Regions from separate parts of the Homo sapiens genome. Here region 1 is linked to region 2. Evidence: chromatin loops called from intact Hi-C (ENCODE). Cell type or tissue: psoas muscle. All regions are shown on one strand.

Region 1 (8,000 bases), 82 kb before region 2:
AGCTCTGGACAGAGCTCCAGTCTTCTCTTTCTGACAGTAGAGTTGGACTCAGGGGTTCCCAAGGCCCCTCAAGCACTGATTGTCCCCGAAAATCACAGGGCTTTGAGACCAGGACTGAGGTAGGGAGGACTGGGGGAGGTCCTAACTAGACACTCTCAGTAATTGGAGCTGTTCTTGTCCATGCATGCAAAGGCTGGTTCCCAGAGAGCAGGAGGACGCAGCTCCAGGTGTGCAGATGGAGTCTTCCCCAGGCAGGACAGAACAGGGGGCTGGAAACCCCAGGGTCTGCAGGGACTGTCTGGGGTCTGCAGCCCCTCCAGGCTGAGGCTCTATGCCACATCCATCAGGGGCTTTTTTTTTTTCTTTTAACAGAGTCTCACTCTGTCGCCCAGTCTGGAGTGCAACGGCGCCATCTTGGCTCCCTGCAACCTCTGCCTCCTGGGTTCAAGCGATTCTCCTGCCTCAGCCTCCTGAGTAGCTGGGACTACAGGCACATGCCACCATGCCCAGCTAATTTTTGTATTATTTAGTAGAGACTGGGTTTCACCATGTTGGCCATGCTGGACTCGAACTCCTGACCTCAAGTGATCCACCCGCCTCGGCCTTCCAAAGTTCTGGGATTACAGGCGTCAGCCACCATGCCCAGGTATCAGGGGCTTCTTTTTGGTCTACAGAAGTGCAGAAAACATCCCAGACTGAAAGCCGGTTGGGTGAGCTTCCTGTGCCTCCAGCCTGAGGGCCAGCATCCCAAGTGGCTCCAGAAGACAGCGCCAAGGATGGCTCTGTGCTGGGAGTCCTTGCAGGCCCAGAGCTGGCCCATCTGCCCTGGGAGTTAGACACCAGGCCTGCCCAGTGCAGCCTGTTGGCTATAGATGGCCAGCATAGATGATAGAGTTGTTAGGAATGGCTATGTTCCTGTGGCAGCATCTGTTTACTGTGATATGAGGCAGTGACTTAACCTCTTTGGGTCTCTGTTTCTGCATCTATAAGCTGGGAATAGCAATCTCTGTCCCTTGTGGAGCTGTCATGAGGCTTAGATGAGATGGTGTGTGTGTGGCGCTGACAGTGAGCCTGGGGTGGCCAGTGCTCTCCAGATGGCAGCCATGGCTCTAGCAACACAGACTGGGCCCTCTGGAATCTGGGGTGTGCAGAGGACAGTGGCCGGGAGTGAGAGGGGGGCTGGAAAGAAATGTGGGAGAGGTAGGAACCCCAGTAAGTCATGGGAGAAGGAGGGAAAAGCATCCCCACTGGGGTGAGGGGTCCTTGCTTCCTGAACCCCTTTCTGCTCCAGCTTCAGGTCCCACCTGGGCTTCCCACCCCCCACTGGCTTTCCCATGTAGGGCATGAAGATGTCTGCCCCTACTGACAGCAGCCACCAGGCACCAGGGGGGCGGGAGATATCCCCAGACTCTGGGAGCAGATCCCTATGTGGAGGAGGACACTGAGCTGCAGAGGAGGACAGTGATGTGCCACCACCTGCCACACAGGGAGCCGGACAAGGCCTGGCCCCTTCCCCACTCCTTGCTGTCTCCTGTGGTCACCTGTCAGTGTGGCCGCCATCTTGTTTCAGACAGGTCACCTGGGGGACTGCCCGACAGCGCCTGGCAGAGCAGCAGCAGAGCTTGGGGGCCAGCCATGCCAGACCTCCCCTCTCTTGGCCAAGCCACACGGCTCTGCTACAGAGCCTCCCAGTGCCCGAATCAGTCGGGGCCTCTAGCACTGCACCATCTTCGCAGGCTGGGTCCTCAGGGAGCTCGGTGAAGGCTCAGCTCCTCTCCTCACCCAGAGGAAAATCAGGTTGTGTTTTGAGGGAGCAACAGACAGAGAGATTGTGCTGGGCCTACTAGGCTCCTGCCTTCTCAGCGCCTGAATCTGTTTTGGGGCCCCTTTTGCTCTCCCATGGCTACAGGGCCCATCAAGCTTCTGTGGTGCCTTTGTGAAAGTTAGAAAAAGGTGCCCCATCTGGGCAGTCACAGCCCCGTGCCAGGATTTCACCCCCTCTCACCCCCTCAGCCAGTGCCCTTGTGCAGTGAACACCCTGCACAACTGGGCCCTGCCCAGCCTTCTCTGCTCTCCCCTCCCAGCTGAGTCCCATTCTAATGTGAGGCTTCCCTAGACATGCTGGGCAGGAGGCACCTTCTCCCCAGCACACCTTTTTTCCTTCTCAGGACCAACCCAGAGTCCTCTCTTGTGTCAGGAGGGCCTGTGGGGCCTGGGCAGGCAGAAGGCCCATGCCTAGGTTTATGTGCCTTCCAGAATTCTCCAGCTTAGCTCCTGTCTGTGGCTCCAGGCTCCAACTCCGAGGAGCACCAGAGCTCCCTCTCCTCCTGCTGTTGGGGCTCAGCCATCCTCACTTCCAGTGGTCTCTTCTTCTTTGAAGGTCTCTGTATTCCTGATGGAGATGCCATGGGCTGTGCACACCAGCTGAACTCCCCACTAGAGATCCTCTCTTTGCTCCCCATCACCCTTAGAACACAGTTGAGGGTCATTAACCCAGCCCCTCAAGGCCCTCACACCTGGCCCTGTCTTCACTTCCAGCCTCGCCCCAAGTCCCTCCCCTCCTACCCTCTGGGCTTCAGCCAGAGGAAATTCTTCTGTTCCCAAAAGGCACCAGGTGGTGTCAAGCCTTCATGCTACTCACCTCACAGTGCTCTCCTGCTCTAGAAATGAGTGATATTACAGATCCCAGCAGTTTACACAGAATGCTCATGACCATTAGCTCATTTGAACCTCACCACAGCTCTGGGAGGGGAACAGGGCAGAAGTTTTCCATCTATGCCACCTATTTTGGCATCTGGTAAGGTCCCCTCTTACGGATGCTGGGTCTTATAAAGGACAATATGATGATGTCTTCGTCCCTTTGGGCTGCTATAGCAGAATACCATAGACTTGGTAGCCTATAAACAACTGAAATGTATTGCTCGTGGTTCTGGAAGCTGAGAAGTCCAAGATCAAGGTGCAGACAGAGTCAGTGTCTGGTGAGGACCCACTATCTGCTTCAGGGACTGCCACCTTTTTGCTGTGTTCTCACATGGCATAAGGGATGCGGGGTCTCCCTGAGATCTCTTTTACGAGGGTCCTAATCCCGTCATGAGGGCTCCACCCTTATGACCCGATCACTTTCTAGAGGCCCCTAGAAATACCATCGCACTGGGATTAGGTTTCAACATGTGAATTTATGGGACACATTAAGACCACAGCAGCTGAGTAGATGGTGAATGGCTGGATGGGTGGGCAGGGACTGGATCTGGAGGGAGGCCAGGAAAAGTTTGAAAATGTGATAGAATCAGTGCAGCCTGGTAGGGGTCGGGGTGGCACTGAAGGGGGTTCTGGTCTGCACGATTGGGTGGCCCCAGAGTAGGGAGAGAGGCAGCCAGTGATCTCTGGGGTCCAAGAAGGGGAGGAAGGGCCTCCATGATGGGCCAGGGCCCCATAGGAGAAAGCAGTGCTGCAGAAGCCTCCTTTCTCCTGGTTAGTCAGGCACTGCCCAGGGATGAACGTGGCATCTGCCAGGGCTCTCAAGCCACCAAGTCAAATACTGGAAGGTCTCACTCTGCTTCAGCTGGCCACACCCACCCAGGAGGGCTCGGGCTGCAGGTGACATGTGGGGGAGGGGGTGAGCCAAGATAGCTTGCAGTGGGGTGGGGTGAGGGCCTGGAACTTTCCATCATATGGGCCTGGGACTTTGGTTTCTCAGTCCTCCCAACTCCCACAGTGGATAAGTCGGGGCTTTGGGGAGCAAGGGAGGAGAGTCTGAAAACCATCAAAGAATCTCCACCTGAGAGAGACACAGATGGGAGAATGGGGGTGGGGAGGAGAGGAATGGTGGAAGCTGGAGAACTGGAGGGATCTCTCAGTCAGGGGCTGCTCCCACCTTCCCCTGCCCTGTTCCTTTCCCAGGCTGGATGGGAGCCCCCCATGTCTGTGTATCTGCGTGTGTGTGCCCACCAGCTCGCATGCGTGTGTAATCGTACCTGCCTCATAGGGTTGCTACAGGAGGCTTGAACAAGTTCACGTTCATGAAAGGCTGGGTGCTGCTGGCACGTGGTAAGAGCTCTGTAAGTAAGAGCAGCCATCGCACAGGAGGAGAGTGTGATGGGCAACAGCTAGGACTTGAGTTTGGCTACCAGAGCTCCTACAACTGCTAAGTGTTAGCAGTGATGGGCGCTGTGAGCCCACTTGTGTTTGGTCCGCAGGGGTAACTTTTTGCAAGTACCACGGTCGGCCCCCTCTCCCCCCAGCAGCAAACCTTTGCCCCTCACGGCGCACCACACTCATCAGACAGTACCCTCTTTGCTAAACAGGGAGCAGGCGCTAACGTCCTGTGTCACTCCCCTACACACGCCTGCAGCTAGCTGTTCTCATTCTAGCTCCGTCCTCCTTTTGCCCTGTCCCACAGAAGAGACTTCCAACACCCCGTCCCTGGGCACCTCTTCCCTCTCTCAGGCCCCTCTCCACCCGGCAATCCCCGCCCCCCCGCAACCCCGACACCTCCCCTCCGCACTCCCTCCCATTTCCATGGAAACACATTCACTGTGCTCCCCCTCCATCCCTTTCCCCTTTCCCCCTGGCCTCACCTCTGTCCTAGCCTCAGGCCTGGCTCACCAGCCCTCCCTCCCTCATGCATCCTGATGCCCGACTGCCGCTCCTCTCCAGGCTCCCTCCCGCCTCTCGGGTCACTGGATCTCCCTCTTCTGCTCAGCAGTGGTAGGGTCCCTACTTCTCCCTCGACTCCTGGCTGTTCTCACTCTGCCTGCTCCGTGTCATTCGCCCTCATGTGGCCAGCAGCCAAGTGCTGATGCCCCTTAGCCCTCTCTCCCACCAGGCCCACTTTCCTGGGCTCTGCCACCTGCATCAGCTGCCCCTGGCACACTGCTCTAGGGTGGAGAGGGTTTGAAGCTGGAGACAGACTCAGATGCACACGCAGGTCTCCACAGGCCTTCATGGAACGCTGCCATTCCCATTTTGAAGCTCTCGTGGCATGGGGGCTCATTCCCTCCTGCCAGGAGAATCCCTATCTCTGCTTAGGAGAAAGCTCTCCCCTGGCACTGCCACTCAGCCTATCAGAGACCAGGAGGCAGAGCCACCTCTGGGATGGGCAGAGTGGGAAGTGCTGCTTCAACTCTTCCAAGTCAGGTGGCCATGGGCAAGTTCCTTCTACTTTCTGAACTCAGTTTCCTGAGCCACACAGGCCCCTCCAGCCCTAATATTCCACAGCTGCAGGGAGGGTTTGGAAAGCAGGAGGTCTGTGTTCCAGGCTTTTCTCTGCCACCCGCAGCCTGTGTGGTTTTGGGAGACTCTCCACCTGTTTCCTCAGTTTCCCCATCTGAACAATGAGTGAGCTGGCCCTAGTGATCTAAGGGGCTCCCTGGGTCCTGTCCTCTGTTTTGAATGTCACCTGGGTTGGGGAAGCTTGACCTCTTTCCCAACTAAAGCCCACCTCACGCTGGTCATCCGAGAGCTGGGGGTGCAACAGGTGGGAAATGGTGAGGGCAGGGGCAGGAGAGCTGCACTCCCTGGCCTGTAGTCTGGCCCCTCAGAGTGGATCCCCAGCCCAGTCACTTCAGAGGCAGCAACCGCTCCCTGTGTAGCAGACAGGGCCCCATCTTCACCCACCGTCACAGAATTCCTCTGAGCTGGCTGGGCAGGGACCCTATTTTACAGACAGGAAGACCAAGGCCCAAGGCAAGAAGGGGTCTGCCTAGATTCACACGGCTAGTCTGTAGCTAAGGTGGAACTCAGAGACTGTGAGAATTCCATGGTGTCATGTCCCTTGTCATTCACCGCAGCGGCCCACCCCCCACAGGGTCATTGGGTCCCACCCCTCCTGATGCAAAGGGGAAACTGAGACCCAGAATGGTGCAGAGCTGTGCATTCTCCCCATTGACCTCAGCTGCAGCTGCAGAGATAGCTGACAAAGCCCCAAACCTCTCCCCGGCAGCCTCGCTTGACGCCTAAAATCCCATCAGAGCCCCCACATTTGGGTAAAGCATGTATCCAGGGGCCCTTGTGACGAGAGGGGCAGAAAGGCAAGAATTACAGGCATGTGCTGTCCTCAGGCTCCCAGAACAGCCAAGAAGGAAGGAGCCTGGGGAGCCATGAGGGGCCAGGGGGCCAGAAAGGGTGAGGCATTTGCCCGGGTTCCACAGCGGGTTGGGGCTTAGTCAGGCAGCAGACCCCAGAACCAGTACCCATGCCCAGGTTGCCTGCCCCCACCCCCTGCCCCTTCGGGCAGCCTCCTCTTGTATGTATGGTCCTGGAAGGAAGGCCTGGAGTGGCAGGGCCAGTTCCTCCGGCTGGGACGGTGGGTGGGGTGCACAGGAACATCTCCCCCCAACCTGAGTCGCCCTTCCAGAGGATGCCGCGGGCGGTGGCAGATTAATGGTGCGGAGGCCACTCATTTCCTGTGGCCGGGAGACGGGCCACACCACACAGCCCCCCATTGTGGGCTGCCCTTATCTCGGGAAGTTCCGCCTGCCCCATCCGGAAGAGGCAGCTAGGACCCCATGCCCCTGGCCTCACCTTTCTTTGCCTTTTGGAAGCCAGGCTCACAGGTCTCAGATCCTGCAGGCCTCGGTCTCCCCTCCTCCCATGGGAAGCCTGGACTTGACCCTGGGAGGAGTGAGGAGCCTGGAGGGCCTGGACTTGACCCTGGGGGCAGTGGGGAGCCTGGAGGGTGGAGTAGGGGGGGCCTGGTCTCATCTGGGGTTAAGAGGGGCAATTCTAGGGGCTTCAAGAATGAACTGGGAGGGGCGAGGCTGGAGGCAGTGAGTAGAGGGAGCCTGGTTGCACATGGGGGCCCAGCTGGGATGGGGAGGACAGGGCAGGGCACCGCATTTCTCTGCTTAGAATCTCCCTTTGAGGAGTGTACACAGCCTCTGGTTCAGACACCCACTTTAGGAGGCAACACAGGCACACACAGATTCCCCAGAAAGCCTTCCCTGACTACCAGTTGGTCCAGATCTCCCCAGCCAAATGGGACTCAGCCCCCTGTGCTTTGCCTCAGACCGTTTAGACCCCTGAGCATCCTGTGTGGATGCAGATCTGTCTCCTTCATTAGACTGGACATGCCTGGATGGTGGAGACCCCCATGTCTCCAGGACTCACCCGACCCCTGCCCTCTCCACTAAACCTGGCTCCAGCCCAGCCCCCACCCCAGCCACATCTCCCTCCGCACAGGCTCTCAGAGACCCCTCCCCACAGACCTGCCCTCTCGCCTCCATGCTTTTGGCCAAGTATGTCCCTCCACCCGGAATGCCCCTTCTACGTCTCCCCTGGCCAAATCCCAGCCATCGTTAAGGGCTGCTCAGATGCCACCACTCCTTGAAGCCTTGCTAGGCCCACTACTGATGCCAGGCAGTTCTGCAAATGCCTTTCTCCCTTTTCTACCGGAGCAGCTGCATTCAATAAATTCGTTAAAAGATTCAATAGCTTTTTTTAAAAAAAGTTTGAGACCATTCAATTTGTCCATCCCAACCCTTGAGAGATGAAGACACCAGCTCAACTGAGGTCTCATGAGAAGTCTAGATCAGATTTTCATTTTAACAGAGGACGCTGTTGTCAGCTTCCAAGCATGAGTTCACCATTTCCCAATGAGCAACAACCCAAGAGCTCTGGAGGGCAGCTGCAGGCCAGCAGGTGGTGGAGTGAGGACCCTGCTGGTGCACTCGCTCCTCCCGTGACATCTGCCCCTCAGGAGTGGAGAAGAGGGAAGGATGGCCTCCCTGAGACCAGACAGACAAGCCTGTGCCCGGACCGCATGGATGAAGGTGCTCAGGGGTTAGCAGAAGGCTCACAGATACTTTCACCTCCATTTCTTCCCTTCCCCGCTCACAACCTCCCTCTGGACAGCTACCTTTATACTCATTTTACCGATGAGGAAACTGGTCCCAAGAGCTTGCGTGACTTGTTCAAGGTCACCCAGAATGACGGAGGGGCTGGGAAGCCAACCCCAGTCTTCCAGCCCAGCTCCAAGTTGGACAGTGTCAAAGCCCTGCCTG
Region 2 (8,000 bases):
AAATAAAATAAAATAATAAAATAAAATGAGGCATGAAATTTGTATGGCCACCGAAAGGGAGCATGGATTTTTAGAGTTGTGGAAGCCTTGTGAGGGTAGTGGCTGCCAGCCTCCCCTGCCCGCCAGTCCTCATTCTGGGCTGCACACTTGAGTTTGGAGTTCGGGTTCTGAGATACTGGTTTTGCTTCTGAGCTCTAGTGGGCTCAAACCAAGGATGAAGAGGTCCCAGACAGCCCTCGGGGACCCTGACAACATTCTCTGAATACATGGATGAACAAGAGCAGCAGAAGGATGAAGAGAGAGGGCGGGCAAGCGTGGAGGGAGAACCCATCTCCACTCCCCGGGCCTGTCTTTGGCAGCAGCTCCACTTCCCACGACCCTATGCATGTGTCCTCCGTGTGCGTGTGTCCCCACTGTGCGTGCATCCCCCCGTGCGTGTGTCCTCCCTGTGCGTGCGTCCTCCCAAGCATGTCTCTCCCCATGCGTACGTCCCCCCGTGCATGCATCCCCCCCGTGCACATGTCCTCCTTGTGCGTGCGTCCCCCTTGTGCATGTGTCCCACCTTGCATGCGTCCTCCCTGTGCCTGCATCTCCCCTGTGTGTATGTCCCCGCTGTGCCTACGTCCCCCCCGTGCCTATGTCCCCCCCGTGCCTGTGTCCCCCCCGTGCCTATGTCTCCCCATGCGTGCGGCCCCCCGTGCGTGAGTCAACCCTGTGCATTTGTCACCCCTGTGCGCATGTCCCTTCCGTGCGTGTGTCCTCCCGTGCATGCGTCCCCCCGTGCCTGTGTCCCCTCCGTGCCTGTGTCCTCCCTGTGCGTGCGTTCCCCTTGTGCATGAGTCCCTGCTGTGTGTGTCCCCCCTGTGCCTGTGTCCTCCCGTGCGTGCGTTGCCCTTGTGCGTGCATCCCCCCTCTGCGTGCATTCCCCCGTGCCTGTGTCCCCCCTGTGCGTGTGTCCCCTCTGTGCGTGTGTCGCTTCCTCCCTTTGGGACTACGCGTGTGTCCCCCCTGTGCTTGTGTCCCCCCTGTGCGTGTGTGCCCCCTGTGCGTATGTCCCCTCTGTGCGTGTGTCGCTTCCTCCCTTTGGGACTACGCGTGTGTCCCCCCTGTGCTTGTGTCCCCCCTGTGCGTGTGTCCCCCCTGTGCGTATGTCCCCTCTGTGCGTGTGTCGCTTCCTCCCTTTGGGACTACGCGTGTGTCCCCCCTGTGCTTGTGTCCCCCCTGTGCGTGTGTCCCCTCTGTGCGTGTGTCGCTTCCTCCCTTTGGGACTACGCGTGTGTCCCCCCTGTGCGTGCGTCCCCCCTGTGCGTATGTCCTCTCTGTGCGTGTGTCGTTTCCTCCCTTTGGGGCTACACATGTGTCCCCCCGTGCGTGTGTCCCCTCTGTGCATGTGTCCCCCGTGCGTGTGTCCCCGTGTGCATGTGTCCCCCGTGCGTGTGTCCCCGTGTGCATGTGTCCCCCGTGCGTGTGTCCCCGTGTGCATGTGTCCCCCCTGCGTGTGTGTCCCCTTGTGCGTGTCGTTTCCTCCCTTGGGGCTACAGGCTCAGGTTGCACAGAGGTGTCCCTGGGGGCAGGGGGACTCTCTTTCCCTTGTGACCCTGGGAAAGGGACTTGTCCTTGCAAACAGGTTTATCTCACCACCTGGACCACTCTGGCTCCTCCTGCCTTCGCTCCCTCGGGCCCTCTGTGAGCGGTCAGTCTGGTGTTGGAAACAGCACCCACGCCCTTCCCCACTCCCATCGTGCATCTCCTGCTTTCTCCCAACCCCTAACTCCCAACAGCAAAGCTGGCTTGGAGGAGGAGAGAGGGGACTCCCCCTGCCTCCCCACTCAGGTGGATGAAGCTCCAGGAGGTGAGTTTGCAATTGCAGGGGCCTTAAAAACACGGTGGGTCAGTGGGTACTGCCTCAGTTGCTCACTCGTTCCCTTAACAAGCGCTTCATTGGGCTCTGGGGACCTGAGAGGACTCAAACTCACCAGGTACAGGCCCACCTTGGACTATCCCTGCTCTCCCTGACCCCAGATGGAGGGCACCTCCTGGCACAGTTTGGGTGGGATCCTCCTCTGGATCCTAGCACCTGGCCCAGACAGGGAGGGTCAGACAAGACCCCAGCCTTCCCCAAACCTACACCACCCAGGGCATGTCTGCCCTAGAGAAGGTGGGGAGCAGGGAGCACCCCCGCCAGGGGCCTTGGTGAGGGAGGCACTGGCACGCAGAGGCTGGAGACAGAGGCTCAATGCATGTGGGTGCTGGCCCCGCTAGTGAGCTGGCTGGGCCCCAGCACCTCCGTCCAGAGTGCCCTCCGCTCTGGGGGAGCCCAGTACTCCTCCGGGACGCCTGCACCGCCTGCCCCAAGTCATCATGCAGGGAGAGGGTGGAAGGCTGGTGGCTGAAGTTGCCAGTGGACAGCTCAGCCTCCAAGGGGCCTCCCCCTGATCTAACAGGCACGTGCCTCTGCCTGGGCTTCCAGTTTGTGACTGGTTATCCCTGTAGTTTGACAGATTAGCCTTCATGGAATAGCCCCGAGGGACTGTGGGAAGGAGAGGCATAGCCAGGCTCCCTTCCACTTCCAGGACAAAGGGCCTCGTGAAGCCTAAATCAGGAATCTCACCCCATGAAGAGGAGCCCATGGCCCAGAGGGGCTAATAAGGAATCCCAGCAATAACAATCGCCAACACAGACGGGCCATTCTCAACAGTCCATCAGCCAGGCCACGCCCTCTGCAGTACACCCCCATAAGCTTAACCCGTTATCACCTCACTCCACCCAGGAGGAAACCAAGGCCGAGAGAGGCGAAGGGATTTGTCTACAGCCACAGAACTTCTAAAGTGTAGTGCTTGGGTTTGAGTCAGGCCCTGTGACAGCCAGAGCCTAATCCGTTATAATCTGTCACAGGCAAGACTCAACCCAGATGCACCTGACCCCAAAGGTCCCCAGATTGGCCTGCTCTGCAGCCTCTACAGGCCCACATGGAGGCAGAGACTCCCAGGCTGCAGCAGCCTCTGTAGGGCAGAAAGCGCTTCCCAGCAGACAGAGGGGACCCAGCAGGAGGTCATCTGGGATGGGTACTTCAGAGAAGAGCTGGAAACATGGAGGCTTCTCACCGCTCCCCTTTGGAACCACAGGCCAGGGCAGCGGGTAAGCATCTCAGGCCATGGCACAAGGGGTTGCCACCCACCCCAGGCGATCCAGCCCCTTCCTCACACTCACCAGGCCTGGTGGAGGGGCTGAGGGGAAAGAGGCAGGGGTGGGCACCAACCCGCAGTGCTCATGAGCCTGGTGCTCCCTGGAGAAGGAGGGCAGGTGGGGCTGCCTGAAGGCTTGGAACAGGAGTATGCTCCCTGCCCCCACAGTGCAGCATGCGTGTCCACAGGCACGCCCAGCTGCCACTGGGCAGGAGAGCCCTGCAGCTGGGACAGAGTCCTGGTCACACAGAGCAGTGAACCCAGCCCTGAGAGCCGGAGGCTACACCTAGGGAGACAGGGAGAGGCCCAGGGAGATGGAGGCAGATTCAAGCTTGTGCTCTGCTCCTAGCCTGATGGTTTGGGTACCAGGGGTCCCTCTCCCATTCTCAGCCTCATGTCTTCATGTGTCAGATGGAGCTATGTACCCTTTGTTGGTGGGAGGGTTTGACTGAGGCTTAGATGAGATCATGTGTGGGGGACAGAGAATCAAGAATCTTAAGGCCAGACATGGGGCTGGGGTCTCCCCACCACCTCCCAGGGCCTTGCTGTGTCTTGGCCTGTAGCCACCCATTTGTTCAATGGGGAGATGGAGTCGAAGATTCTCTTGCTCTTAAAAGTCACCTGTCACCTTCCCAGCTGGACAGGGGGGCCAGAGGGGTTAATAACAAATCCCAGCAATAACAATCACCAACACAGATAGGCCGCTCTCAACACGACTGAGGAGGAGGGTTCACGAACATGAAGCGGTTACCTGGGCCCCCAAAAGTGAGATTCCAGGGTCCCATGAAAGCCTGCAGACTCAAGCAGAGCCCCTACCATCTGGAGTGGCCTGGAGCAGAGCCAGGCCTGCCGTGCTGGAGATGAAAATGGTCCCAGGGTCTGTGGTGGGGGTGGGGAGTGGGGGCCTGTCACCCGCCGGGCAGGCTGGCGGGATGAGCCGAGTCTAAATAAATCACTAACACACGGGTGGAGAATTCCTTGAACAGGCGCCCAGGATTATGGACAACAGAGCAGAGGGGAGGGGGTGGGGGAGACGCTCAGGGGAACCATGCATGCAACCCTCTGCCTCTCACGCACCACGGCCCTTCCCTCTCTCACTCGAGGGGCTGTGACTGATGACGGGGGCTCAGGGTGGGGGCGCCTCAGCTGGGGGCCTCCTCTGCCCAGGCCCAGCCCCTCCATCCATGTGTGAGAAACTCAAAAAGCCCCGGCCTGTCCGAGGGGAGGAAGGTGTTGAAAGCCGCATCCTGCTGGAGGCTGAGCCCAGGCCAGAGATAATATCATGTGCGCTGCAGCGCCATGGGGCGGAGCCTCGCCACCCCCGGACAACCCCCCACCTCCTCCACACCCCACCCCCTCCCCACGCTGTCCCTGCTTGGGCGCCCCACCCTGGGCCCTGAATGGGAGCTATACGGCAGGAGCTGGGTTACTCCCAGCCTGTAAGGTGGCCTGGACCCCATCCCACTGGACTCACCCCAAGCCTGAGAGACCCCGGCAGACCCAGGGCAGGGGCAGAGGTCACCCTGAGCAGTTTGAGGCTCTGGGGCTGTCTCAGATCATCCTAGGGCTCCCTCCTGCCCCTTTCTGGACCTCAGTTCTCATATGTGGACATGGAGGGGTGGTGCCCCCGTCACCTCTAAGGGTCTCTAAGCCTCACAGTGCCCGTACTGGGTCATGCAGCTCCAGGGGCGGGCTTGGCTGCTGTTGGAGGGATGGAGGGATGGATGAATGACAAACAAGAACGAGTAGAGGACCCACAAACCCTGCAACCCGAGGACACCTGGGGACCAGGTCCAAAGAAAAGCATCTGTTTCCCCGCTCAGCAATGGTACTCAGGAGCCTTGCAGTTCCGTTTACAAAGGGCATCTACACTCGCTCCCTTGACCCTGGGAGGGAGGACAAGGAGGGCTTGATGCCCCTACAGCGCATGCGGAGACTAAGACAGGAAGGTCCAGCTGGGCTCAGCACCAGGCAGTCTCCCTGAAGGCTTCCATGCCCTCTGTCTCTGAGCTCCCAGGAGCCCCCGAACTGCAAACAGGGCAGGAAATGTCAACCTGCCCATCTACTCGGTAGATGAGGCATCCAGGTCCAGGGAGGGGCAACACTGGGCACTAAAGAAAGCCAGCCAGGGCAGGAGCACAGGTGTCCAGCTCCCAGCCTGGCCCTGTCCAGGCCGGGCCCAGCCTGCTGTGTGCCTGTTGCAGGAGCTAAGGGTCTCTGCCCAGTCAGTGCCCTCAAGAGCGTTGCCATGGAGGCCGGGCCCCAGGTCTCTCTCCAGCTTAAAATCCTTCCCTGTTTCTGTCCTGTGCCTGGCATTTGAGCCCCTCATCCCCCAGCCCCTGCTGGCCTCTGCAGCATTCCCACCTGCTGCCAGCCACCCCCTGCAGTGCTGAGGCCCTGACTCTGTGCCAGACAGCAACGGGAGGCCTTTGCCACACACTGGGAGCAACCTCCAACACCTGTAGCCTCAGCTGCTCCAGACCGGATGCCCGCTCAACATACCTCTTGTTCTGGAGTCTGAAAATGCCCCTTCGACGTGTGGCTCTGTTCGCTCACTCCCACCTCATCTGCACTCCAAATCACCCACTCAAACTCTGGGTTCCCTGAACCATCCCAGGTCCCCTGCCAGGCCCCATGAAGTGTGGAGAAGGCCCCGGCTTCAGATTATGCCCCCTACCCCCCGGGTATCTTTGGCTCACCCACCACCCTTCTCTCAGCCTCGGTTTCTTCATTTGAAAAACGGGATGGTGATTCACCCCTCAGAGGATGTGTGGTGCTGCAGGGCTCTGAGGAAAGGAGAGGGAATGTACTTTGCAGATTGTAAAATGCTGTTCAAAACGCATATGAAACATAGGGGAGAACTTGGTAGTGATTTCCAGGGCCACGTGGAGATGGGGGAGGGCCTTCCTGTGCTAAGGCCTAGAGGTGGAGCACCTTGGGGGGTCCTGGGGCTAGTGACGCCACACTGGGAGGGCCGGGTCATGGGGCCACCTCATTCTGAAGGGAGCGGGACCTCTGTGGGGGGCACGCTGACTGGCACCTTCTCAAGGCAGACTCACCCAGGGCCCCTTCTCTGAGGGCAGACAAGGCCCTTTCCTGTGAACTTCTCAGCAGCCCCTCTAACCTCTTAGAAAACAGAGGCTCAGCAAGGAAAGAAACCAACCACAGTTGCGTGGCCACTCAGAGGGTAAGGGCAGGGTCTCGCCAGCTGGCTCAGCTTCTGGGGCTGCTCTGGGCTCAGGCCCGCTCGCCCCTGACCGCTCAGCCGGGGAGATGGAGGCCTGGCCTGGAGCAGAGTCCCTGCTGGCTCCTTGGCCCCTGCCCAGTGCTCCCCACACACTGAATGGTCCCCACTGCAGAGGCGTGTAGGCAGACGGTGCTGGAAAGTGGGGATTTTGTGATACTTTAGAAGGGGCTGAGTGACATTTACCCCTCATAAGAGTTTGTGAGGCGAATAAATAGTCAACATGATTGCTTTACCTACTGAGGAGGTCCAGGAGTCATTCAGGATCAAGACCAGCAAACAAGTTCTGTGTCCTCTGCCGGCCAGGGAGCTACCCTACTATCTACTGGTACCTTCATGACCCTTGTTTCGTTGACTCCTCACAAAAGCCCTGCGAGGAAACAAGTATTTCCTGATCTACCGATGAGGACACTGAGATTCAGAGCAGTTAAGTCACCTGCCCAAGGTCACACAGCCAACAAAAGACAGAATAGGACCTTGAACTCAGGTCTGTGGATTTCAGGTCGGGGGTCCTTTCCACTGCCCCACCATTTCATCGCCGATCCCCACTCCGATCCCACACCCCCATGGTCCAGAGAGCAACTTCACCGGAGAATGGGGCCCTGCCCTTAGCACTCCCTCCTTGAGTTGGCCTCAGCAGGGAAGATGCTGCTGTCGGGAATGTGGGCATTGCCCCAACCCATGGGCCCCCATCTCTCGGGTTAGTGCCAGAGGCTTCCTTGGAGAGCAACGGAGCCTCTTCCTCAGGCATCCAGGGGTGAGTGCCCCCTAAGGTCTGTCATCCTGCTGTCGTCGGAGTTTGCCCATTGACCCCCCAGCTTTGTTCTCCCTGAAAAAGCCCATCTTCTCCAGCTCCTCAGGCACAAGTGGGGCGCATGCACGCACTGGGACCACGCGCAGCTTTATCCTGAGGATGGCGGGGAGTCTGGGAGGGTGTTGAGCAGGAGGAGACAGGGTGGAGCCAGGCTGGAGAAGACCCTGAGAAGCTGGCGACCTTGAGCTCCAGACCCCGCACTCATCTGCATCCCCTTGAGCCTGGGGGTGGGGGCGAGAGGGCAGGGCCCAGCGGCATGTCCACACAATTATGTTTTTGTAAAATCTGCAAAAATAGAATGTTTTAATTGCAATTGGTTAAGACCTCAGTCTCGCTCCTCTCTGACTTCCACTGCCCTTCTTCCCTGGAACAGCTGTATTTGGGGGATCTGGCTGAGGGAAGTGGAGGATCCTGTAGCTTGGGTTTGGGGATGTATGTATGGGGCTGCAGTCACTTGCATGTCTGTTCTGTTCTTGCTGGCCATCATGGTGTGCAGTGGCTTCCAGGAACACTCCCACCACCCACCAGCACCATGACACTGTGAGGCAGAGCCCGAGGTCATGAGGGACATCAACGTGTCCAGCAGACCTTGGCACTGGCGGCATGTGGACAGTGGTGAAGAAGCCAGGAATGAAATGGACAGAGCCAGATGCTGATACGTGGAAAACACTTCCGATCACCAGACTGTGCAAAGTTGCAAGTGGAAGATTTGGTTCTCTTCGATGTGTACTCCACGTGGAAGTTTCCTCCTGTCAGG

What was found. Peaks named below come from ENCODE experiments on the same cell type or tissue, not always from the same donor. Only the 100,000 strongest peaks of a DNase experiment are listed, where the experiment ranks them.
Region 1: a loop joins it to region 2, with 1.9 times the contacts of the local background. A loop is called at or near these places in 1 of 110 quality-filtered maps.

What each region holds. Positions count from the first base shown.
Region 1 is chr11:76,240,035-76,248,034 of GRCh38, reverse strand. No RefSeq gene overlaps it. Among named protein-coding and RNA genes, the nearest start is that of TRP-TGG2-1, 8.1 kb to the right of the region's middle. RefSeq lists an enhancer at 4,445-5,277. In psoas muscle, no CTCF peak of the experiment used is centred here; no DNase peak of the experiment used is centred here.
Region 2 is chr11:76,157,914-76,165,913 of GRCh38, reverse strand. No RefSeq gene overlaps it. Among named protein-coding and RNA genes, the nearest start is that of WNT11, 45 kb to the left of the region's middle. RefSeq lists an enhancer at 446-1,139. In psoas muscle, no CTCF peak of the experiment used is centred here; a DNase peak (open chromatin) is centred at 4,576; H3K4me3 peaks cover 833 bases.